Linked DNA regions of Mus musculus: all the other regions are linked to region 3. A link is a loop called in an ENCODE intact Hi-C map of the cell type or tissue named here. Cell type or tissue: left cerebral cortex. All regions are shown on one strand.

The links. A loop is a pair of places that touch in the nucleus more often than their neighbours do. Peaks named below come from ENCODE experiments on the same cell type or tissue, not always from the same donor. Only the 100,000 strongest peaks of a DNase experiment are listed, where the experiment ranks them.
Region 1: a loop joins it to region 3, with 4 times the contacts of the local background. A loop is called at or near these places in 2 of 42 quality-filtered maps.
Region 2: a loop joins it to region 3, with 4 times the contacts of the local background. A loop is called at or near these places in 17 of 42 quality-filtered maps.

What each region holds. Positions count from the first base shown.
Region 1 is chr9:43,216,999-43,224,998 of GRCm38, reverse strand. It overlaps Oaf (out at first homolog), which reads left to right. Exons shown (of 4, transcript NM_178644.3): 2 at 1-123; 3 at 922-1,102; 4 at 2,160-3,721. The coding sequence ends at 2,425. It also overlaps the pseudogene Rpl26-ps6. Among named protein-coding and RNA genes, the nearest start is that of Pou2f3, 15 kb to the right of the region's middle. In left cerebral cortex, a CTCF peak has its summit at 3,156 (motif pointing left); a DNase peak (open chromatin) is centred at 3,156.
Region 2 is chr9:43,917,119-43,925,118 of GRCm38, reverse strand. No RefSeq gene overlaps it. Among named protein-coding and RNA genes, the nearest start is that of Gm23326, 15 kb to the right of the region's middle. In left cerebral cortex, CTCF peaks have their summits at 124 (motif pointing right) and 4,818 (motif pointing left); DNase peaks (open chromatin) are centred at 95 and 4,837.
Region 3 is chr9:43,969,042-43,977,041 of GRCm38, reverse strand. It overlaps Gm30373 (a long non-coding RNA gene), which reads left to right and starts at 2,872. Exons shown (of 2, transcript XR_003948148.1): 1 at 2,872-7,042. In left cerebral cortex, a CTCF peak has its summit at 4,546 (motif pointing right); DNase peaks (open chromatin) are centred at 4,541 and 6,822.

The DNA of each region.
Region 1 (8,000 bases), 750 kb after region 3:
TTCCGAGCCCTGATCCTCGGGGAGCTGGAGAAGGGGCAGAGTCAGTTCCAGGCACTTTGCTTTGTCACAAGGCTGCACCACAATGACATCATCCCCAGTGAGGCCATGGCCAAGCTCCGGCAGGTGAGTGCCCACCCCAGAGCCCCAACCCTGCAGTCACCCTGTCCTCATTCAGGCAGCCCCCTCCCCCACTCTTCCTCCCCGCCTTCTCTTAACATTCACTCACCATGGAAGGTCCGGATTCCCTGATTTTGCTCCCGATCAAACTGACTACAGAGCCCCAGATCTCTACTCTGTACCGCGGCCCAACTCTCAGGTCACCCCGAGCTACTAATCCAGGTCCCACTCTTTTCTGGGTGGAGATAGAGATGTAGACTGTGAATTGGGATTGAACATCACCTGTCCCCTGTCCCTCGTTAGTGACACTGGACAAATGGCCTTGCCTATAATGCCTTGGTCTCCACATTAAGGACATAGGTTAGAATCAGAACTCATCCGGGAAAGTGTATCGGGAAATACTGTTTGCGGCCGCCCTTTGGCCCACTGGCCTGCATAGGATCCCTCCCTGGAGTTCCGGTTTTCCATAGCTTATCTAAGCTGACCTGTGCTGCAGGCCTACCTTGTGACTTCTTTCCCCCCGAGGCTCCACCTTTTGTCCACCCTGCTCCGAAAGACCTCATCCCCTGGATTCAGAAAGCAGGCAACCCACACTGTCATGTACCCTACAACAGTTTGCCTAGCCTACCTACCCTGTCTCCCAGAACCACCTTGAACTTGCCAAAGAGCCCCAGAAATCCAAGAAGCAAAACAAGAATGGCTTTAACTGCCTCTAGGGTATGGGCTTCTCAGGTTGGGCTCCGTTCCCCTCCACGGCCTGAGGAAAAGGAAGGCAAAGTATGTGTTCCCACCTTGTGCCTACAGAAAAACCCCCGCGCAGTGCGGCAGGCTGAGGAAGTGAGGGGTCTGGAACAGTTACATATGGATATCGCTGTTAACTTCAGCCAGGGGGGCCTGCTGAGTCCCCATCTCCACAACGTATGTGCTGAGGCCACAGATGCCATCTACACCCGCCAGGAGGATGTCCAGTTCTGGACAGAGCGAGGTCAGCTGGGGACGGCCCTTGGTGGGTAGAAGGGGAAGCATGGGGTGGGGGAGGCCTTGCTGAGTGACTGGTGTATTCAAGAGAGAGCTACTGAGTCACTTCTGGGATGGGCCATGTGGACGCCCCAGTTGCTGTAGCTGGTAGTGGGTAGAGCTGAATGGCAAGAGTAAATGGGAGTGTGCAGTCATGAGGGACAGGCATTCTGGGGGGAGGGTGGAACCCCCAAGGTAGGCTGTGATATGTCAGAAAGGCTTCCTGGAGGAGGTGCTGTCTCTGCAGCTAGAATAAGAGGACACACAAAAGACAACCTGCTAGGTCCTGAGACTCTTTTTTTTTTTTTAAGAGTTATTATGTATATGAGTACACTGTAGCTATACAGATGGTTGTGAGCCACCATGTGGTTGCTGGGAATTGAACTCAGGACCTCTGCCCACTCGGGCCCTGCTCTCTCCAGCCCAAAGATTTATGTACTGTTATATGGAAATACACTGTAGTTGTCTTCAGACAGTACCAGAAAAGGTCGTTAGATCTCACTACAGATGATTGTAAGCCACCATGTGGTTGCTGGGATTTGAACTCAGGACCTTTGGAAGAGCAGTCAGTGCTCTTAACCGCTGAGCCATCTCACCAGCCTGGTCCTAAGACTCTTCACCATTCCAATTACTACATATACTGAGGACACACATGTTCCTGTAGATATGCCTACTGGGTACCTTTCAGAACTCAGCATCTGGCCATCCCTGGTGCCAGCATCTCTCCCAGAGCCCTCAGGGCGCAGGCTAGGAAGTCAGGTCAGGTTTGGGTCCTGAGTCCCCTTTCACTGTACAATCCCAACCACATCAGTAAACTCTCCACCAATTCTGATTCCCTGGTACACAGTAGATGAGGTTGGTGGGTGGATGAGGTTGACTGTGATTTAATGTAGCCCATCAGCCTAGCCTCAGGCCCGGGGCTCACCCATGTTCATCCCCAGGGCAGCCGTGAGAGGGGTGGCAGGAGAGAAGGCTATCCTGGGCTAAGGGACTCCTGCCTTCTTCATGCTTGCCTTTCCCCCCAGGTGTGGACAGTTCTGTTTTCGAGGCTCTGCCCAAGGCATTAGAACAGGCGGAATTACCTCGTTGTGGACGAGTTGGGGATCGAGGAAAGCCCTGTACTTGCCACTACAGTCTGAGCCTGGCCTGGTACCCATGCATGCTCAAGTATTGCCACAGTCGTGATCGGCCAGCGCCCTACAAGTGTGGCATCCGAAGCTGCAGGAAAAGCTACACCTTTGACTTCTATGTACCTCAGAAGCAACTGTGCCTCTGGGATGAGGACCCCTAACAACAGGAGACAGAGGACCAAGAACGGATACTTGGGCCTGCAAATTCTTCGCTGACCACCAGAGAGCGTGGCAACCCAATCAGGTCTTAGGTCTCTTCCTGAGCCGCTGGCCCTGAAGCCACAACCTCATCTGCATGACTGTGAAAGGGTGTCACCGCAACCTTGAGGCAGCCCTGATGCCCACCTGTGCCCATCTTGAGGCATTGGGGGGTGGGGGGGGGAGGCAGTTCTCCAGACGGATACCCTCCCCTCTTCCTTTCACCTGAAATGTCCCGCGAAGGTGGAATCAAAATGCACCGGCCTAGGCCTTTATGGAACTTGTTCCGGAGGCATGGCCCTGTAGCACACTATCTCACCAGCAAGGGAACCAGAGAGGGACAGCTGGGGACTCGTGCCCCAGCTCCTGTGTCTGGTTACAGTGCCTTCTCTCTACCCTGGGGGCAACGGGGAGTAGGGATGCTGCCTCCAAGACCACCGCGTGTGCCTTTCCTGAGACCCAATTTGGATACTTCAGCGGGCACCGATTCTTCCTGCCCCTGGACTGATGTACTTTGGTCAGGTTCTGGGGCAGGGAGGGAGCATGAAGTACAAGGAAAACTTGAATTCCAGATTTTTAATGCAAAATATTTATCATTTGTACCAGAAATAAAAGTCTTTTAAGTTTTCACTCACCCTATGGCGCCAGCTTAGGCTTTCGGAGAGAACTTTGTCCCGTGCTGCCACCTAGTGTCAGAAATGTGCCTTACATGGTTAGTGCCAGTCTGGGCAAAGCAACTTCTAAAGGTCCTATTGTGTGATCTGTGAGAGGCTCTGTGCTTAAGATGATGGAACAAGGGAGCTGGGAAGGACTCAGTAGTTAAGAGCACGTGCTGCTTTTTTACAGAGGACCCAAGTTCGATTCCTTACATCCGCTTCCAGTGTGGGGAGTGTCACGGACACCTGTAACATCAACATAATGGAGATCGGCCACCTTTTATGGCCTCCAAGTGCTCTAACACATATAATAAAATTAAATTAATTTAAAATTAAAAACTAGGGACTTCAGGATGGCTCAGTGATTAAGAACACTGGCTGCTCTTCCAGAGATCCCATGTTCCATGCTCAAGACCCACATGGTAAATCTGATGCCCTCTTCTGGCTTGCAAGAGACCTTGTACGTGGAGCTCATACATGCAAGCAAAACACCAGTGGAAACACAAGTAAGTTATATAAATGATGAGGCAAGGACCGAAGACATAGCTCATTTATAGCGAATTTGCTCAGGATGGGCAAGGCCATGGTCCTAATGTCCTGCACAACAAAACAAAAAAGAGAACAGAGAAGCCAGTGAATAACTGCCAAAACAAAGGCAAAAGCCATCTTAGAACCAGACATCCAGCATCCACATCTGGGCCCTCACCGGAAGTCATGGTGCTCACCGGTAGTTCCTGCACCCAGGAGGCAGAGGCAGAAGGTTCTATGCAGGGCCAGCCAAGCTGCATAGCAAATTGCAGGCTGGGATATTTGGAAAGGCTTCAAGGAAGAGGCCGAGTGTGGGCTGAGGCTCAAGAACAGTGAGTGTAGCAAGGTGAAGGCCACCTTTATGGGTAGCAAAGCCTCTGATTCCACAGAGCTCCTCAAAGGCCTTAGGGAAGGAAGCAGCAGAGTGCAGAACAGTTCCATCTATCCAATGCCTCCAGAAAAAGACTGCCTATAGGCCAGAGGGTCTGCTGAGACCGGGTTTGCAGAACCAAGGACCATGCAGCCTTCTCAGGTTCCTGAGCCTTTCTTCTAAGCGCATCTGTAAGGGCCTGCTGCAACCTGGTTGGCAGACAAGGAAGGAGGCCTGTCTGTCCTTTTTGTTTTCTCCCTCCTGCCTAGTGCATGTATCCGTCATGATCCCTAACATCTGCTCTGGGTGGAAGATGGGACCTTGGAGAAGGCACCCTCTCCTTCTGTGGAGTCCCTTCCTTCTTTCCCTCCCCCATTTGGCTTCCAAATGTCCAGAAGAAACACGTTTCAAAATGCATGTTTTGCCAAACATAGTCCTAGGCTAGGGCTACAAAATGAGAATTTACTGTAAATAATATAATAATAATAATAATAATGCTTCAAGCCAGGTGTGGTGGCACTTTGGGATGCAGGGGCAGGCTGATCAAGAGTTCAAGGCCAGCCTGAGCTACAAAGCAAGTTCAAGGCTAGCCAACGTGTGCTACTTGAGATCCTGTCTTAAAACAACAGGGGCTGGAGAGATTGGTCAGCCATTAAGAGTCCTTGCTGCTCTTCCAGCAGAGCGCCCATTTTGGGAGGCTCACAATTCCAGTTTCAGGGGATCCAATGCCCTCTTCTGGCCCCAAGGGTTCCCACATACACTGCAGAAAAATAAATAAAAATAAAAATCAATCTCTGGAAAGCATAACACAACAAACAAAACAGAAAAAGACGTCAGGAATGTTTTAAACTAGGGTTTTAAGCGAGGCATGGTGGCACGTGCCTTTAATCATGGTTCGTGAGAGGCAGAAGGAGAAGGATCAGGACTTCAAGGCTAGCTTGGGCTACATAGCAAGTCTGAGGCCAACCTGGGCTCTGTGAGACTCTGACTCAACAAACAATAAAAAAAAGTTCCAGTTGGGTGTGGTGACACACATCTATAATCTCAGTATTCAGGAGGTTAAGGCAGGGGGATTGCTGAGAGTTCCAGGTCAGCCATAGCAAGACTGTCTCAAAAACAAACAATAAGTAAAATGAATGTTTCAAGACCTGGAGTGTTTTTCTCAACTTCCTGGCTGGAGAGCTCCAAGCTTGCCTGCTCCCTACACTGATGGAGCTCCGAAGGCTGTCTGTCCAGGCTTCTCTGCCTAGGGCCCCTTGCTGGGCATCAGAGGTGGGGTAAAATGTAAAGCTCCCTTAGAGTTGGGGGTTGACCTTACCTGATTCTGATATTCCAGGGTCTGAGTCACAGACCACAATGGTGAATTCCACCCAGCCTTATCCCTGCCTCTGCCACGGTGCCCCGAGCTCCACCACAGCAGTCAGTGGGATGAGTGGTGCCAAGTCATCACCGTAACTCAGAGCCCTTTAGGTAGCTACAGGTGGTCAGCGATGGCAGGTCAGCTCTGGCAGAGAAGGCTTTGCTTACTGTCTGCCTTAGTCACTGTTGTATTGCTGTGAAGAGACACCATGACCACAGCAACTCTTATACTAAAGAAGGCATTTAATTGGGGACTTGCTTAGAGTTTCATGATCATCATGGCAGGAAGCAGAAAGGCATGGTGCTTGAGCCAGAGCTGAGAGCTTTATACATCCTGATCCGCAGGCTGCAGGCAGAGGGAGACACTGGCTCTAGTGTGTCAAAGCCCACCTTCAGCAACACGCCTCCTCCAATGAGGCCACACTTCCTAATCCTTCCAACAGTCAGCCAACTGGAAACCAAGAAATCAAATATATGAGCCTATGGGGGTCAACTTTATTCAAACCACCACACTGTCTTAGAGGTCGGGTGAAAGCCCCTTCGAGAGGCCATTTTATCAGTAGTCATTCCTCTGTGACACTTCAAGGTTTACAAAGTACCTTTCTAACCAGGTGTGGAGGCTCAGGCCTATGGTCATAACCCTTCAAGACCCAGTCCAAATAATTGAGAGTTTGAAGCTAGCCTAATCTACATAGCAAGATATAGTCTTATAAAACAAAACATTAACGAAGGTGTCTCCGTGTCAAATATTCCACTGGATCTTTGTGGGGATCAGGTAACATTTTATAGAGTTACAACTCTCATGTAAAATTGAGTGGCCTGCTGCAGTGGTTTGAATGGGAATGGCTCCCACAGATTCATTTGCTTGAATGTTTACTCATAGGGAGTGGCACTATTAGAAGGTATGGCCTTGTTGGAGGAAGTACATCACTCTGTAGGTAGGCTTTGAGGTCTTATATGTTTAAGCTACACCCAGTATTGCATGAAGTCTCCATCTGCTGCCTGTGGATCAAGATATAGAACTCTCGGCTCCTTCTCCAGCACCATGTCTGCCTGCTTGCCGCCATGCTTCCTGCCATGATGATTATGGCTGTTTGAATATGCTTGGCCCATAGAAAGTGGCACTATTAGAAAGTGTGGCCTTGTTAGAGTAAGTGTGGCCTTATTGGAAGAAGTGTGTCACTATGGGGATAGGCTTTGAGGTCCTATGCTCAAGTCTCCTCCTGGCTATCTGTGGAAAATAGTTCTCTCCTGGCTGAGATGTAGAACTCTCAGCTCCTTCTCCAGGACCATGTCTGCTGCACGCTGACTGCCATGCTTCCTGCCATGATGATAATGGACTGAACCTCTGAAACTGTAAGTCAGCCCCAATTAAATGTTGTCCTCAATAAGAGTTGCCTTGGAGCCGGGTGTGGTGGCTCACGCCTTTAATCCCAGCACTTGGGAGGCAGAGGCAGGTAGATTTCTGAGTTTAAGGCTAGCCTGGTCTACAAAGTGAGTTCCAGGACGCCAGGGCTATACAGAGAAACCCTGTCTCAAAAAACAAAAAACAAAAAACAACAACAAAAAAAAAAACCAACAACAACAAAAAGAGTTGCCTTGGTCATGATGTCTCTTTACAGCAATAAATGCCAAATGAAGACAGAAGTTGGTAGTTGGTAGCAGGAGTGGGATATTGCTGTGATAGGCCTGACCAGATTTTTGTTTGGAGAAATGTGGATTTGGAAAGCAGTGGAATGCTTTGAATGGAGCTCGATGGGCCATCCTAATAGGAATATGGAAGACATTGGTGCTGAGAGTGTGTGAACTGTGGTAACCTGGCTCAAGAGGTTTCAAAGGAGAGGACTTTTAATATGTTGCCTGGATATAACTTTTATGATGTTTTATTGAAGAATTTGGCTGCTTTTTGCCCTTTTCTTGGGAAGCTGCCTGGGGCTAAGGTAAAGATATTCAGATTGGTTGCACTGATGAGGGAAATATCAAAAAACCTAGTATAGACTCTGCCCTATGGTTCACTTTTTTTTTTTAACACTTAAGCAGGCTTTGATGAAAGCCATACATGAGATTACTCCTGCATCTTCTCAATCATTTCTTCCTTATATTTGCCCTTCTCCTTTCCTACCTGTCAGGACGTGGCTTTCCTCTCCAGGATCTTCTTATGGCCCGTGTCCAGCTTTAGCCTGGTGATGCCCACCTTGCTGGGGTAGATGCCCACATGGACAGTTATGCCATTAGCTTTCTCTCACTGACTTGTTCAATATAGATGACATATTTCTTCCTGTACACTTGGACCACTTTGCCAATCTGCTGGCCTTTGTAGTGTCCTCGAACAACCTGAACTTCATCATCCTTTTGAATGGGCATAGACGGAACATTATACTTCTCTCTCAGTTCTTTGGAAAGAGGGGAGGACATGATCTTCCTCCAAATGTGGGAAGGTGCATTGAAATGCCGTTTGCTGGTCTTGCTTCGGTCAGAAGTCATAAAGGGATTGAATTTCATTTTGGTGGCTTCGATCCAGCAATGGCCTCAAAAGGAAAGAGTCTGTGGTTCACTCTCATGAAGAGCATTTTGATCAAGTGAAGCAATCTTAGAAAGGAAAAAATGCAAAATGTATGGTTCAAG
Region 2 (8,000 bases), 52 kb after region 3:
AGATAAGTGGAATATTAAGAAAAACACGATTTATAAAAACGAAAACAGATATCTGAAATGGAAAAAAAAAAAAAAACTCGTTAAATAAATTATTCTGTCCCTGCTGCTGCTAGCACAACCACACGGGGGCGCTCCAATAGTTCTCACGGCCAGTGATGCCCACCACCACCCCGACCCTTCCCTGGGTGACTACATTCTTTTTCTCCATTTCTCAGTATTCTGAGAATACTTCTTTTCTATTTGGTCCCCAATTGCAAGCTGAACTTCGCGTGGTAGTGACCTGTTCTCTGGAGACCTCTGTCAGCTGGTGTCTCCCGTGCTTTCTGGAGATCTCTGTTGACAAGTGTTTCCCGAGCCCCTCTGTGACCTCTGATGGGAGCCATTGATCCTCTTCCACCCTATCATCAACCCTGCTTCATTCGCCGTCCTCCCACAATCGCCCGGGTCTTCTGCAAGGGCAGCAATGCTGAGCCATGTCTCCAGCTCTGACTTTCTCCTTTTTATTCTGTCTGGAACCCAAGCGGATTGGTGTTGTCCACATTCGGGGTGGATCACCCCTCTTTAGTTAAGTCTTTTTGGAAACACCCCCACGGGCACAACGAGGTGATTCTAAATCTAATCTAAATTTAAACGGAGATTAACCATCACAAAGCTCTCATGATGGTGGGCAAGATCTGGCCTCTTCCTCATGGAGCCCCAGATCTAGTCAGGTTTACACAGGGCAAAAATTTGTTGCCTGTGTGGAGAAAGTCCACAGGGAGAAGGAAAACTCCGTTGGAGGCCATCGAAGATTCCATGGGAAAGGCAGAGTTTCTGCTGAGGTTTGAGGATAGCTCAGGTCTGGGCTGTGGGGATGTCAGAGACAGGCATTCTGAACAGAACTACTTCTTCTCGAATTCTCTGGCTTCATTTCTTGTTGTCACTCCTGCTTTCCCCACAAACCCTCCCTTTCCCACAGAGCCCTTGTCTGCCAGCACCAACATTGCCACGGAGCTAGCTCGCCCCAACTAGGTCCCAAGTGGGTCACATACCACCTCATCGTCTCCCTCTTCTCTCCATTGGTTCTTTTAGTGTGATAGTGGCCAAGGTCTACTAACCTTTGGAGATGCCCTGGGGGCCTGGTGGACAGAAGTGAATCAGCAAGGCTGGGATGGAGGCTAGAAGTGGTGGCTTGGATAGATAAGGGCAAGTTAATGATGTTGACAAAGCCTGTGGAGAAAGAACTGGGAGCACACCCAAAGTGGGGACCTTGAACAAGATGGGGTTCCCAGAAACAGATTTGGGGCAGCATGCACCCCCTCCTCGCCTCTTACCTTCCTGGGCCTGTTCCTCCTCTGGGAAATCTTCATGTGTCTACCTGGTGTTTCTTCCCAGTCTCAGGACAAGGGGGATCCCGGAGATGGTTGCCATGGAGTCAAGGTGAGCTCTTGGTCCCTCAGGTATTCCCACTGGAATCTTCTAGCCCAAGTTGGGTGGTCCAGCCTGGAGCTCTGGCAATGCAGAGAACCCAGCTGGAGATACCTCAGGAGAAGGCACACAGCAGGTGTCCGTGAGTCCTAACTGGGCACCTAACGGAGCTGGGTCTGATTTCGCCTCCACTGTCTTGAAGGTTGAGTTAAGTCATTTAACCTCCAACTCCCATTTCCTTGACTCATTAGTGAGATCCAGGCAACCTCCAGTGAGCATGCTTAGCTTGGAGGGGCAGCAGGGGCTGAAGTGACAGACTTTCTGAGAGGATAAAGGCTGCTGCCCTGGAACCCCCATCCTGGTCCCTCTGTAGGCTCCGTCAGCTGCTTACACACCATCCTCCCAGCTCGCTGACCCTTGTTCTGAATCTTGTCTGACAGCCCCCAGAGGGGCCCATTGTGTCTTTAATTGCAAGTCTCTTGCTCCACAAAGCCATCAGCACCTAATGTCCCGTGTCATTGCTGGTTCTCTGTCTGCAGACACCTCACTCCTTGGCGCTGCTCAGCCACCCAGGGCAGCTCCATCTGGTCAGGAATTGCCACAATAAGTGGCAAGATAAGACCTTCAGGGATGTGAGGGTAGCAACTGGTTTAACAATAAATTGATAGCAGAGAGTTAAGGACCCTGTGATTTTACCACAGGTTCTTTCTACCACTTTGGACCTTCCCCAAGCCTCCATGGTCTCTCTCATCTCAAGCTCAGAGCCTTCCGGTTAATGTGTTCCCTGCAGAGGAGTAGAGAACACATACGCAGCTGAATCCCTGCTGACTTGGCTCTGAGACTTCATTTTTGAGGTAGGACCCAGTGACAAGTTAAGGTTCGGACGGTGAACTTGGAGACAGACTAGGACCAAGAGAGGTGTGTACCGTCTGACACCCTGGCCTTGGGGCCAGCACTCTTTATGTCCCTATCTAGTACTGCAGTTCCTAACCTGTGGGTCATGAGCCCTTTGGGGGTTGAACAACCCTTCCCCAGGGGTCATATTCACATTATGATGCACAACAGTAGCATAATTATAGTTATGAGGTAGTGACGAAAATAACTTTATGGTTGGGAGTCACGACAGCATGAGGACCTTATGAAAGGGTTGCAGCCTCAGGAAGGTTGAGAACCACTGAGATAGTGGGACCCCCCCTGGCTTCTATTCCTGTTCTCTATACATAAAAGCATCCATTTTCCTTAGGAGGTCGCAGGGAGCTTGGCTTGTTGCCAGTGGCTTTGGCTGCTCAATGGGAGATGCCGCAAAAATAGGCTTCGTGAGTTCAAAATGACAGATTTTGTTCAGTGGAGCCCTGGGCCAGGATGAGGGACGGTAACTTAAAGACAGGCTCTGGGGAATATTCACACATCTGTAATCTAGCTCCTTCTAACCTCCCTGCCTCATTCTTGTCACCTTCACTCCTGGGCTGCAGGGCTTGGGTCTTCTACCTTGAGCCCAGGAGAGACATAAACCGTGTTCTCGCTTCCTCTCTGCGCTGCTGAGATTTGCGGCATCTCCGCAGAGGGTTTCCATAAATACTGAGGGAGAACAAAAGGGAGGGTAATTACCGCAATACAAACAGCATGCAAATTGTCTGTTACACTCTCTGAGTGCGGTCTCCGAGCCTCACCCAACAACCCTGGAGCCAGGAGGCCTGCCTGCCTGCCTGCCTGCCTCTCACCTGGACAAGGCTCAGCCAAGACTGTGTCCAGGGCTGTGTTAAGGGTGAAAGCACCACCTCTTAGTTCTAGCTTTCCGTTTGAAGGGTGTGTCTCAGCCACAGTTGGCCATCTGCACCATGGTGTCTGACACACCTCCGTGTGTCACATAACATGCCACTTGGGTGCAGCCTGATATTTTACCTCCTCTCTAGCACCTGTTGTCAGGTAACACACCCATGTCCACCGCCAGGGCCTTGTCCCTGCATGCCCCGTGTGTCTTCACTGCTGTGATGGACGTTGGTGGAGTGATTCTGTGACTTTCCTTGGCCTCTAACTGACCTGTTCATAGGGTGTCAGGCTCACAGCAGCCATTTGTTCAAGGGGACTCAACCTCTCCCCTCTGAGGTTGATTGGACTAGGATTGGCAGCTGAGCCAAGGCTAATCACAATCCAGTCTTAGGTCACACGCACACACGTGGCCATGTGGACTGTCATGGTTGACCCCAGGATGAATCAAGACTGGGTTCATGGAGCAGTAGAAAAAGGGACACTCACTGAGCTGCGTGCCAGCCCTCCCACAGAGGTTCCAGGAGACATTCCTATGTTTTTAAAAAGAAAGATGCCCCCCCTTTTTTTTTGCTGAAATGGTAGTTTGAGTGGGTCTGTTTCACCACTCTAGTTTCAATAGTGTGGCCAGGACAAACAAGATAGGACCGTTAGGGTCCCAAGAAGACCAAACTGGACACTTGCTCAGAATTTGCATGAGCAGCTGAAATCGAGGAGAGAACCAAGGTGTGGCACATTTAATTCTCCTCTGTAAGACAGTCTGAGGTGGAGCGCCCCCCTCTGGACATGCCCCCGGGGGGGGGTGCTCAGGAGCACAGAGGAAAAGGCCCTTTTTCAGAATAGTGTTCATCCTGCCCTTATCAGTCACTACATCAGGAAACCAACTAGCTCAAGACCATGGTGTGTGCAGGGCTCTGGTGTGGGTGTGGGTCTTTGAGTCTCTCTCTCTCTCTCTCTCTCTCTCTCTCTCTCTCTCTCTCTCTCTCTCTCTCTCTCTCTCTCTCTCTCTCTCTCGTGTTTACCTACTTTCCTGGTCAGACCGAGACATCCCGAGACCTGGCATCCTCTCCTGTCCCTTCTTTTTCCTTCTAGTTCCTTCCACATACCTGGAGCAGGGCTGAGCCCAGAGGAACCACTCCCTGACCGGTGCCCAAAACTCATGACCATCCTCCTGAAATCAGATGGGAGAGTCCAGAGCTGCACTCTTCACACCCATCCATTTCCTTGCTCCTGCACTTTCGCAGAGGAGTAGTAGGTGGGTACCACTCCTGGGTCAGTGTTTACATACTCAGTGCAGTGGCTCCTTCTCTCCCTCTCCCACTCCTGGAACAGGCCAGGAACCTGGTTCTCCCTCCCCTCGTTGCAGTTTGTAGCCCGGGCCCCCTCGCCTCTCTGTTCCGAGACTGGCTCGTCTCCCCCAGGCAGCTGGAGCAGGGCGCCTTCGATTTCTCTATTCAGTCTGAGGCATAGCAATTTTCTGCTCTCCCGTAATTAGGGGAATTTTAAGCAAACTCCCCAGCGGATGATTACAGCAGGTTCAATCCCGGCTCCTTTGATCAGCGAAGAATGAGGACGTTGTTGGAATATTCCTCGACCTGCTGGCCAGATAAACTGGAGCGCACGGCTGGCTCTCGGGCGCCCCCTGGAGGACTCCGAGCTTTTGTCCCGGGTGGCACCAGCGTGTCCCTGAGCAAGGGCCCAAATGAGTTTAACTTCATATGGCTTCCCGGATGTGTTTTTTCTGGCTTTGGGCCAAGATCTGGGCTCAGAACCAAGGCTAGAGGTGGCAGCTTGGGTTTTTTGTGAAAGGCTGTGCAGGCAGCACGCTGCGCCCAGTGCAGCCTTTGTGAATGGGTCCACTCTTGCAGGAAGCCTCTCTCAGCTTGAATAACTCCAGTTTTCTGGCCCGGCAGTAAAAAGATTCTCTTCCCGGTTAAGTGGGTTCCCTGAGCTTGTTGGGCCTGGGAAAGACAGTGTGGAATAACAGGAAAAGCCGGGTCTTTAACTGTCTCCTGACTGCGTGACGTTGTGTTAATAGATGAACCTCTCTGAACTTCAAAATCCACACAATAGGATTATCTTGAGAATTACATGGATAATGGAGCAGAATCCCGCCTGGCTTCTGGTAGTGCTCAGTAACTACCACTCTGGGTTTCCCTTCTCTGCTACTTATTAATATTTGCTCTTTAAGCACGGATGCCCTCCAGAGTCAGCCCCATTCCCCTCTATTTGTCACCAGACCTGTGTCCCCACACAAAGTTTTGTCCAAGAGTAGATGGAGTACATTAAGAGGCTACTAACGTCTCCAGCGTTGCTGAGTGGTGGCCTTGGTTTTTCCATAGGTTAATTAGGCCATTTTTTAGGATAATTGTGGCTGTATATCCCTACACTAATTAAGTGGCTTTAAACCATCTTCACTCCGCAGTTCTGTGAATCATAATTAAGCTTTTCTACAAAGTGCCTCCACCATCCCCAGATCCTTCTCCTAGCTGGTCCTGGCTGCTCCCAGGCTCGGGAGAGACAGTTCTGGAATCATGGGCTCGGAAAAGACTTATTTTCCCGGGATTGTGTCAGGATGCTTCCCGATGAATATTGGATGAGGCGTTTGTTGTTTTCTTTGTTTTCACAAGGAGAGGGAGAGAATTACGGCTGGATGTGGCTGGATGCTGGTTTACCCTCCTCTCCTCCCGTTCTGCTGGGTAGATTTGAATGGATTCCCAGGGGATGCAGGAAGGGAGGGAGCGAGCAAGGTAACGCGTGCACGCTCTGGCATATGGGTGCTTGTGCCAGTCTATTGTGAACGCAAGGCCGTGCGTGCTGTCGCTGTTGCTCACGGGGGACCATGTCTAACATCAGCCAGCACGGCTCACCCTCACCCGCAAATACACAGACACCTGTTTAAGGGGCTGGATCTGACTCCTTATTCTTGATGTAATGGATTTCTTGCTCCCATCTCCTTCCCTGTAGTAGTGGGGAGGAAGGACAAAGCCTCATGAATGGGAGCAGGTGCTCTACCAGCAAGCCACACCCACACCCTCTGACAGCTTAGCTTTTATATGTTTATGTGTGTGCAGATGCACATGTGTGTGTGCACACATGAGTGTGCACACATGTGTGCCTGAAGACTACCTAGGCTATTATGCCTCAGTCGTCTCTTCTAGGTTTCTTGAATCCACCACATTTAGCGAGGCTGGCTGATCAGTAAGCCTCAGGGATCCATCTGCCTCGATCTCCCTAGGGCTGGGAGCAAAAACATTTACTCCAGTGACTGGCTTTTAAAATGTGGACTTGAGGGGCTAGGGGGATTTGAACTTGCATCCTCAGGCTTGCAAGTCAAGCAGTTTACCCTCTGTCTATCGTCCCAGCCCCACAGCTTTGTTCTTCATAGAATTTGTAAGTTAGTTCCTCATAGGACAGTCAATCAGCCCTTCTAGCAACATCAGGACCAGTTGGAGTCAAGGGAGCAGAATTGAAGTCTTCAGAGCATCCGATTTAGGAACTTGGACCTGCGGCTGGCTGGCTTCCTGAGCCTCACCTTCCTCATAACCAAGGATGCCATTTGGCTGCTGAGAGCATTAGTGGAGGCAGAAGGTTTGGAACAAGTGATGTCATGTGTGGAAGTGGCACATTCTATACTGTTCTTTCAGTCGTGTCATCTGTGGAAAGAGCCACACCCTTTCAGTGTCTTCTACATATGGGCTCACTCTTGGGCTCACTGTATTATGTATGCATAAATGAGACCTGAAGGTGGGGTGTCATAACCTAGGTTCCCCTCATCAGTGTCACCGGGCTCAGGGTACGTGTTCTCCTTAATGAGGGACCACAAGGTCCCTGCCACCTCCTCTAGCACAGAAGCTTGGAGAGGCCACAGTGGACAGGGGAAGGCAGACATGTTGGACCCCAGGATTGGAACTTTTGAATCTCTGATCTTATTGGTGCCTCTCTTTGACCTCCTGGACATACCCTGTTCCCCTCCTCCTTCCTCCTTCTTCCTTCCTCCCTCCACACTGTCCTTCCTGCCTCTTCACTTTCCCAGGGAGTAGCCATCAGGCAGCAAAGGAAAAGGGGGACATATCCATTCTGTGCTCTTGCTGTGCAGAGATGGCCTCAGGCATTTTGAGTGCGACACTAATCAAATAAGGACAGGTGACAATACACCAGCATCCGCGAAGCTGGGAAAGACACTCGCTGTCCTCGGCAACAGGACAGGAATTGGGGGAGTGGAAGGAGGCAGCATTTATTTAACCTGGCTGTCACACGCAGCCCCCGGCTCCTTTGACAAGTGAACATGCTGTGAAGGTACAGATAAGCCCCACTGGAGAATTGACAGCAGCGCAGGGGGCCAGCAAGCCTCTCTCACTGCCGGGCCTGTGGTTTACAGCTCTATTAAAACAGAAGGAGCAGGGCTGGAGAGATGGTTCAGTGGGTAAGCTAAAGCGAGCATGAGGACCTAAGATTGAAACTTCAACATGCAGATAAAAGCTGAGTGTGGTGCCATGTGAGGGAGGAAGGAGGAGACACAAGGATCTCTGGGGCTCCCTGAGCGGTCTCGCTGATACAGTGAGCTTCAGGTTTAGAAAGAGACCCTGCCTCAAAAACATAAAGTGGAGAAGTGATTAAGGAAAGAGTCTGACACCTGACACTTGGACATCTACCCTCAACATGTGCAGCAGAGGAAGGGAAAGAGGCAAAGGAGCATCCATCCCTGTGACCTGTAAGCACAGGGGAGTGAACTATGTGGCCCCTGGTGTCAGGAGAAAGACATCTGGGCCAGCAAGAAATGGACAGCCAGGAGAGACACCTAACTTCATTTAGACAGAAACAGG
Region 3 (8,000 bases):
AATGCTTGTATGACAGGCACTTTATTGACCAAACCATCTCTCCAGTTCAGTTTCTTTTCTTTTAAAAGGGATTTGTGTGTGTGTGTGTGTGTGTATGTGTGTGTGTGTGTCTGTCTGTCAGTCATGTGGGTGTCTGTCTGCCTTAAGAGGTCAGAAGGCACCAGATGAAGCTAGAGTTATAGGCTGTTGTGAGCTACTCCGCGTGGGTGTCAGGAACTGAACTCAGGTCCTTTGGGAGAGCAGCAAGCGCTCTCAGTACTAAGCAATCTCTTCAGTTTTAGTGTTTTCCTTTCTTGACACAGATGTCCATGTGTGCACTTGTATGTTCAGGGGGCAGGTGGTATGTGTGTATAGAGCACAGCTCCTGCGACTAGGCTCTTTACCTAATCAAGGGATTTGGGGCAACTTGGTGCGAGGCCCTTAGCCCTCCTTCACAGGGCCACAGGGCCACCTTCCCTTTTGCTGCTTGACTCTTTTGTCTTTGTTCTTTCCTGAAGGCCTTGTTTTCTACCTCAGCTGAGAACTTTACTTCCTGTCTCACTGAGAATATAGAAGCACTAGGAGGGAATGCCCACAGTTTCCTCACCACACCCGTCCCATCTTCAACAGTGTCCACGTCCTCTGCTGTCGGGGTCTCTTGACCTTCACAGATCTGCAGAGAGATGATCTTTGGGAAGCCAAAAGACAGTTAACTTGATTAAGGACGACTCAGTAGCTGGTGTTAGCTCAAACTTTAGGAGTGTGGTGGTTTGAATAGAGATAGCCCCATAGAATCATGTGTTTGGATGCTTGGCTCATAGGGAGTGGCACTATTAGGAAGGGTGGCCTCATTGTTGGAGATGTGGACATCTTAGACATCAAGTTTGTCACTGTGGAGGCTTTGAGGTCTTAAATGCTCAAGCTTCACCCAGTGTGAAAAAAATCCAGTCTCCTTCTAACTGCCTGAAGATCAAGATGTAGAACTCTCGGCTCCTCCAGCAGCAAGTCTACCTGCACACTGCCATGCTTTCTACCATGATGATAATGAACTAAACCTCTGAAACTGTAAGCCAGCCCCAGTGAAATGTTTTCCCTTATAAGAGTTACCATGGTCATTGTGTTTCTTCACAGCAATGAATCCCTAACTAAGACAAGGAGTCTGACCCGAGTGTTTTATTTTAAGCACAGCACAGTTTGATGACAGTTACTGTGGTGATTAACTCAATTCTGCAAGCACAACAATGTATACATGAATCTCCCCGAGGACAAAGTAGGCTAAATACAGATCAGACATACTACAGTGAAGCACGTTGTAAAGTCCATAAAGATAGTGTGGTGGTTTGAATAAAAATGGTCCCTCCCCCAAAGCCCTTAGGGAGTGGCTCTATTAGGAGGTGTACCTTGTTGGAGTAGATGTGGTTTTGTTGGAGGAAGTGTGTCACTAGGGGGCTGAACTTTGAGGTCTCAGAAGCTCAGGTTAGTTGACTTCTTGCTGCCTGTGGAACCAGATGTAGAACTCTCAGTTCCCTCTTCAGCACCATGCCTGCCTGCACACTGCCAGGCTTCCCACCATGATGATAATGATAACCTCTGAAACTGTAAGCCATTCTCAATGAAAGGTTCTCTTTCTATGAGTTGCTGTGGTCATGGTGTCTCTTCACAGCAATAAACCCTTGCTAAGACAGATAGATTCTATAGATTGAGGAAAAACAAGCTCACACTAAGGGTCTGGGGGAGGGTTCAGTGCTGGAAGAGCCTCTAGCCACACAGATAGAGCAAAGGTCACCAGGCTAGTAAGCATGTCTGCTCTAGCCTCCTGGGAGGATAACAGATATGGCATTTCTTCCCATGAAGGAACAACTCCGTGTGCTTAACAGTCCAGGTTCCCCAGAGCTTATCTGTGAGCACAGAGACCTCTGTGCCCCCTATATTCTGCCTCCTTCCTGGGCTGAGGCTGCCCCTCCATTCCAACCAAAGCCTGTAAAAAATTATGTAATATTAAGATATAGCATATGCCGGGCAGTGGTGGCACAAGCCTTTAATCCCAGCACTTGGGAGGCAGAGGCAGGCAGATTTCTGAGCTTGAGGCCAGTCTGGTCTACAAAGTGAGTTCCAGGACAGTTCCAGGGCTACACAGAGAAACCCTGTCTCGTCTCAAAAAAAAAAAAAAAAAAAAAAAGATATAGCATACTCCATAAAGTTTGCATTTGAAAGTCTACATTCGGTAGTGTGAAGCATAGTCACTGAGTTACGCAACCCTCAGCGCTCTCTAATTCCTGAATATTTTTCTCCTATGAAATCCTGAACCCATGAGTAACCACCCCACCTCCAGCCCTGGCCACCATCCCTGTGCTGACTGTGGAGACGTCTAGTACTTTAGATTCAGGTCCTCTCAACACTTCTTATCACTGGACTCACAACCTGTGGTCCGTTGTGACTGGCTTCTTTCTCTTAGGCTCTTGTCCCCATTGTAACTTGAAGCAGTTGTACCTTATTCCTTTTTATGGCTTACTAACATTCCCCTGTATGGATATACCACATTTCGTTTACTGGTGATGGACATTTGGATTGTTTTCATTACTAACCCAGTCCCGTGTGTAACACGGCAACTTCAGAAACGCATTTTTGAAAAAAGAGAAAAGAAGCAACCACAGATGAGGAGATAGGAGGCCCCAGTCTCCAAGGACAGGGTTCGGGGAATGGTGAGCAGAGGTGTTATCTCTAGTTAAGTAAAATCAGAAAGCCAAGAGCAGGTGGCGTCTGGAGCACAGAGCAAGCGGTTGATTCTTTGTTTCAGTGTTGGCAACAATGTGTGCTTTCATCTTTTGAGCCTCTATCTGGGAGTGACTACAGAGCCGTGGGATAAACCCTATGGTTAGCGTTCTGAGGGATTATCTTTTTCTTCCCCAAAGTGACTGCTTTTTTCACACTCCCTCCAACATTTCAAGAGGGCTCTGTGTCCCTGTGCTTGTGGGCACTTGTTTATTTCTTGCATTTATAGTTGGGACTACTCGGGTGACCCTGTCCCAGTGGCCCTGGCCATCTCTTAACAAGGATCAGTGGCTCCCTTCTCCTTCCTGACTTGGGGTCTGGTCTGGCTTCTCACCACTGTCTGGCCTCTCCTTCCCTGTTTCTCTAATGTTCTGACCTTGAGATGTCACAGGGCCCTGGTGTCCAGACCATCATCCCTCAGGCCTCGGGTCCTTTTAGTGCCAGGATTTAAATATCGCCCAAGTGCTGTAGTTCAACTCTAGGCAGGCACTCTAGCCTGCTTCCAGGTTCTGCTACCCACAGACATCTGACAATCAGCTCTGATCCCACAAATCCTAAATGGGGGTCCCCATTGATCTCCCTGAGCCCGTCAGTCTCAAGCCCTAATCTAGGCTTAGAGTTCTATCTGGTACATCAATCTGGTGATTACAAGATGCATGAGGGTCCTTAGGATCCCTCACCTGCGAGGAGCAGGGATGTCGAAGAAGAAAGGTCTCCAAGGGTTGGCAATGAGCATAGCTAGACTTAACCCGAGGATTCCATCTGCCCCCTCTCCCTGCACCTGTCCCCATCCCAGAAGGAAGGACAGAGATGTGACCGAAGGCTAGGGAGGCTGGCTAGGCTGCTATGGGATTCATAAAGATTCCTGATATCTCACTATCACCGGGATCCGGAGCATTACAAAGCAACAGTAATGGTAGATAATGTTAGTCCAATCAGGAAAGAAACAGGCAGAAGCTTGGCCCAAGAGGCACATATACTGTCACATGCCCAGTCTGTTTCAGTGTAGTACAGCATACTCTCTCTGTAGCTTTGACTGCAAAGTCATTTCTGAGTCCCAGAAAGCCCTTTGCCTCGACACCTGCCTGGGATCCTGATCAGAAGTTGCTTTGGTTTGCTAACCGGTCTCCCTGCATCCCTTCTTGACCTTGACTTATAGGCTGCTCTCAAATAGAACGATATAGCACTTTAAGAAGGCAAGCTCTTAAAGATCAATGGTATGACCTAGTGGTAGCCCCCTATATAGTTTGTCCAAGTTCCTGAGTCCTGTCTCTACCAGTGCTGGGATAAAAAGACTAGACAACGCTGTTTTTCTCCGCTGAGCCAAGCAATAAAGTCCCAGGCGTTTGAAGTCATCTTTCAGGTTCTGCCATACCCAGCCCCTCCCAATTAGATTCCCAGACCTTCCAGGTGGAACTCATTCCTACTTCAGTTTGGTGTGAGCCAGCTCAGAAACCAGCATGGCTCTTTCCTCACCTCCTGGACACTCCTCAGCGTCCCTGGCTTGGTGAGGCCATGTCTGACCTCTTGAATAAGATCACAGTATCCCAGGTGTTGTTTCCTGTCTGCTGTATATTCCTCCTTAGCGCATAAGACTCCTGCACCCTTTCATGTGTATATTACATGTCAGATCCACTCTTTAACACTCTCTCCCTTCCAACTGTAACCTCCACCAAGGCCTGGCTTGTGGTCTTTCAGTTTATTCCTGTGTACCCAGCCTTCAAATGCTACCTGCCATGCAGAGACATTGGATGAATGCCCACGTCCAGTTGTAATGCTATTCCCTAAATGGCCAGCAGGTGGCATGATAACCACAACGATACTGGACTCCTGGCTCCCAGATACTTTTTTTGCAGAAGTTCACCTCTGTTATTCTTAGTTCAGAGGTAACACTCTTGGATGGGCATGTGACAGTATATGTGCCTCTTGGGCCAAGCTTCTGCCTGTTTCTTTCCTGATTGGACTCAGATTATCTACCATTACCGCTGGTTTGTGGAGAGCCACCAATATCTTGCCTATCACTAGGCTCGGGATCCCAGTGATAGTGAGATATCAGGCAGCTTCTGATAGCCGAGCCCAAGGAATCTTTATGAATCCCATAGCAGCCTAGCCAGCCTCCCTAGCCTTCGGTCACATCTCTGTCCTTCCTTCTGGGATGGGGACAGGTGCAGGGAGAGGGGGCAGATGGAATCCTCGGGTTAAGTCTAGCTATGCTCATTGCCAACCCTTGGAGACCTTTCTTCTTCGACATCCCTGCTCCTCAGCAGGTGAGGGATCCTAAGGACCCTTATGCATCTTGTAATCACCAGATTGATGTACCAGATAGAACTCTAAGCCTAGATTAGGGCTTGTTCCCAGCTTTGTTGATTGCCAGCTGCATGACCTTGGTTAAGTGAGCACCTGGGTTTTGCCATCTGGCTGCTGGGAGAGACTTGCCTGTCCAGAAGGTTGTAATGAAGGTGAGATAGTCTCGGGGAACATACAGAGTGGGTACCTGCTGGAAGGGCTAACTCTTGTTATAGAGACGGGAGGTATGAGGGCTACCAGTCCTTCATAGTCACTTAAGCAGACATGAATGCAGCGCTTCCGCCTTGTGCTCACGGCTGTGCACAGCTTTGGGAGAACTGGAGGGACCAAAGTGACCTTGTTCCTGCATTCACGGAGTCATGAATGGATGGACGAGATGGGCTCAAACCCACAGGAAGTAAAGTTAAATAGCAAACAGGAGACAGAGTACAGAAGATGTCAGCAGACTGCTCATGATGAATACCTGCTGATCGGGAGAGATGGGAAAGGCCGTGAGCTGGCCATAGAGGCTGAGGTGTGGGAACAGGGTAGCCGTGGTACTGGTAGCCTAGCCAGGGTAGACATGGTAGAGGTCGTGGCTGTGGTTCTGGAGGGAACCAGCCTGGGCTGGTGCAGGCTGCATGGCCCCATCTCCAGCAGCACCCAAGTATGATCTTGGGCTGAATTCTAGGAGCTGCTCTTGATTATGGTCAATGCTACCAGCTTGGGGGTGGGTCGGGGAAGAGACCATCTGGAGGTGTCCTGTCGCTTGTGTGGGGCTGTAGCTGGCATCAGCTGTGGCCACCTGGCATCTGACCCAATCCTCTCCCAGAGAACAGTTTGTGTGTGGACAGAGGGGTGAACAGGATGGCACACTGAGCAACGGGTCCCCATGTCACACTGGGGATGGCTGGTGGGAGGAGCTGTACTGTCAGCTTGGGCATTGACCCCAGGAGCCCATTAGGACAACACAGAGCCTGGGGCTGATCCAGCGGGATCCTGTGGATGGAAGGCATGATGAGGACTGTCACCACCCTGTCCTAATGTCACCTTTGGGAAATGTAAAACTGCCAAGAGCTTGTGAAAGCTGCCACAGCCAGTGGATGACAGATGCACACTAGGTTGTGAGCTCTGTGTCCTGCTGAGCCTGCCGTCACCATGTCCAGGAATGTTGTGCCTTGCACTACTCGGCCAGCATTTCCATATTGTCCTACAGCAGAGGCAGTCAAGGACCTGAGGCTGTCATGGGATGAGGGGCAGGGAGGGCCCCATGGCTCCTGCTTTACCCTTTCCCTTTGCAGAACTAAAGCTTGAACCACATCAAAGGTATGCCCAGGGTGGCCAGCTTTGCACGTTAGTCCTGAGTCTGCCACCTGTCCCCATTCATCTTGGCTCTCAGAGACTCCCGAGGGAGGGCTTGAGGTGGCAGGAGAGGATATTGGAGGATAGTGCTCAGAACGGCAATGCCATTTTCTGAAACAGTTGACCTCTGTGACCTTCCTCTGCCACAGAAGCTGCCATCCTGGGTGCCAGATTCTGGTCCTAGAGACCTGGCTAGTTCTGCCCCTCTCCCTGTCTGCCTGTGCTCAGTGATGCTACCCTGCCTAGCTGTCTGCCTAGAACAGAGAGCCTTGGCTGGTCCCTTGGGTCCTGGGTACTGGGACAGCCTGTCTACTCCACTGTGCCCATCCCCCACAGCACAGAGCAAGGCTCACTCAGATTAATTAATCTGCTGCCCAGCCCGCTCCTCCAGCTTATCTTTTATTCATGGACAAGCGGCGTTCTTCGCTTTACTAGGACGGGCATCAATATTTCATCTCGCTTAGCCCTGCCAGCTCCTGGCTTCTCTCCACCCCCACTCTGCTTCCCACTGGCTTTAGGACCTGGAGGGCTGGGTATGCTGGCCAGCCTAGAGTCATCAGATGCCAGGCTGCCTTCTTGGGCCCCTGACCTGTTCTCCACACAATCCCTGGCAGAGCAGGGCCCCGCCTGGAGACCTTCCTTCGTAAGTAAACTAGAGAGGCGTGGGGGATGGGGCTACAGGGCACAGGGGATGGGATGCGATGTCTTGAGGGATGCTGGAGCACTTCTGGGCCAGGTGTGGCTGACACAAGCATGTCTTTGCCAGGTTGCTAGGATTCAAGATGAGGGCTTATTTTTTGTATGTTTGTTTGTTTGTTTGTTTGTTTGTTTTAAGTGCCCAGTGCTAGTCCTGGCATGATGTAAGAGACCCTTTAGGCCAGAAATCTTACTAATTTCCCTGACTCCTGTGCCTAAGTGGGAAGAATGAGATGCGAGCATGGACTGACCCAGGAGCACCTGGACCATCGATCTCATCTCATTAGCTCCTAGACCCTCAGCCTTGCCCGTGGGTGCTCAGAACTCTAGGGGCTGAACTTTTACATTTGCTGGGGCTCAGAGCTGCCCACAGGGACCTTCTGGAAGGGAACAAATTACAATATGCAAAATCAAGTGTGGTATATCTGAGTGAGTGGCTATCTAAGTATTGGGGTACGGATGCATGTGAGGGAAAGAATGGGATTTTACTGGGGTTGTGGTGTCCCTAGCTTTCAGCTGGTGCTCCACAAAGTTGTAAAACATGGTGCTCTAGATGGGTTGAATCAGTGGGGTGGGCAGTCCCAGGTGCCACTGGTGTGAAGTGTGAGTGTGAGTATGTACAGTACGGGTGCATGAGTGTGCACAGTCTTCAAGAATGTGTGAGTGTTATAACCTTTCGAGGGCACTGGGGACACTGAGGAGCCTGGTGTCATTGTGGTACTTTCTTGGAGGTTCTGCTAGGATCCCTCCCCCTTGACTCACATGGAAGCAGTAATGCCCAAGTGACAGGCTTGGGTTCTCACTGTCTGTGTGCTGGACCTGTAGCTAGTGTGTGTGTGTGTTTGTGTGTGTGTTTGTGATTGCGAGGGCATATGTGTGAGTGCATGTATGTGTAAGTGCATATG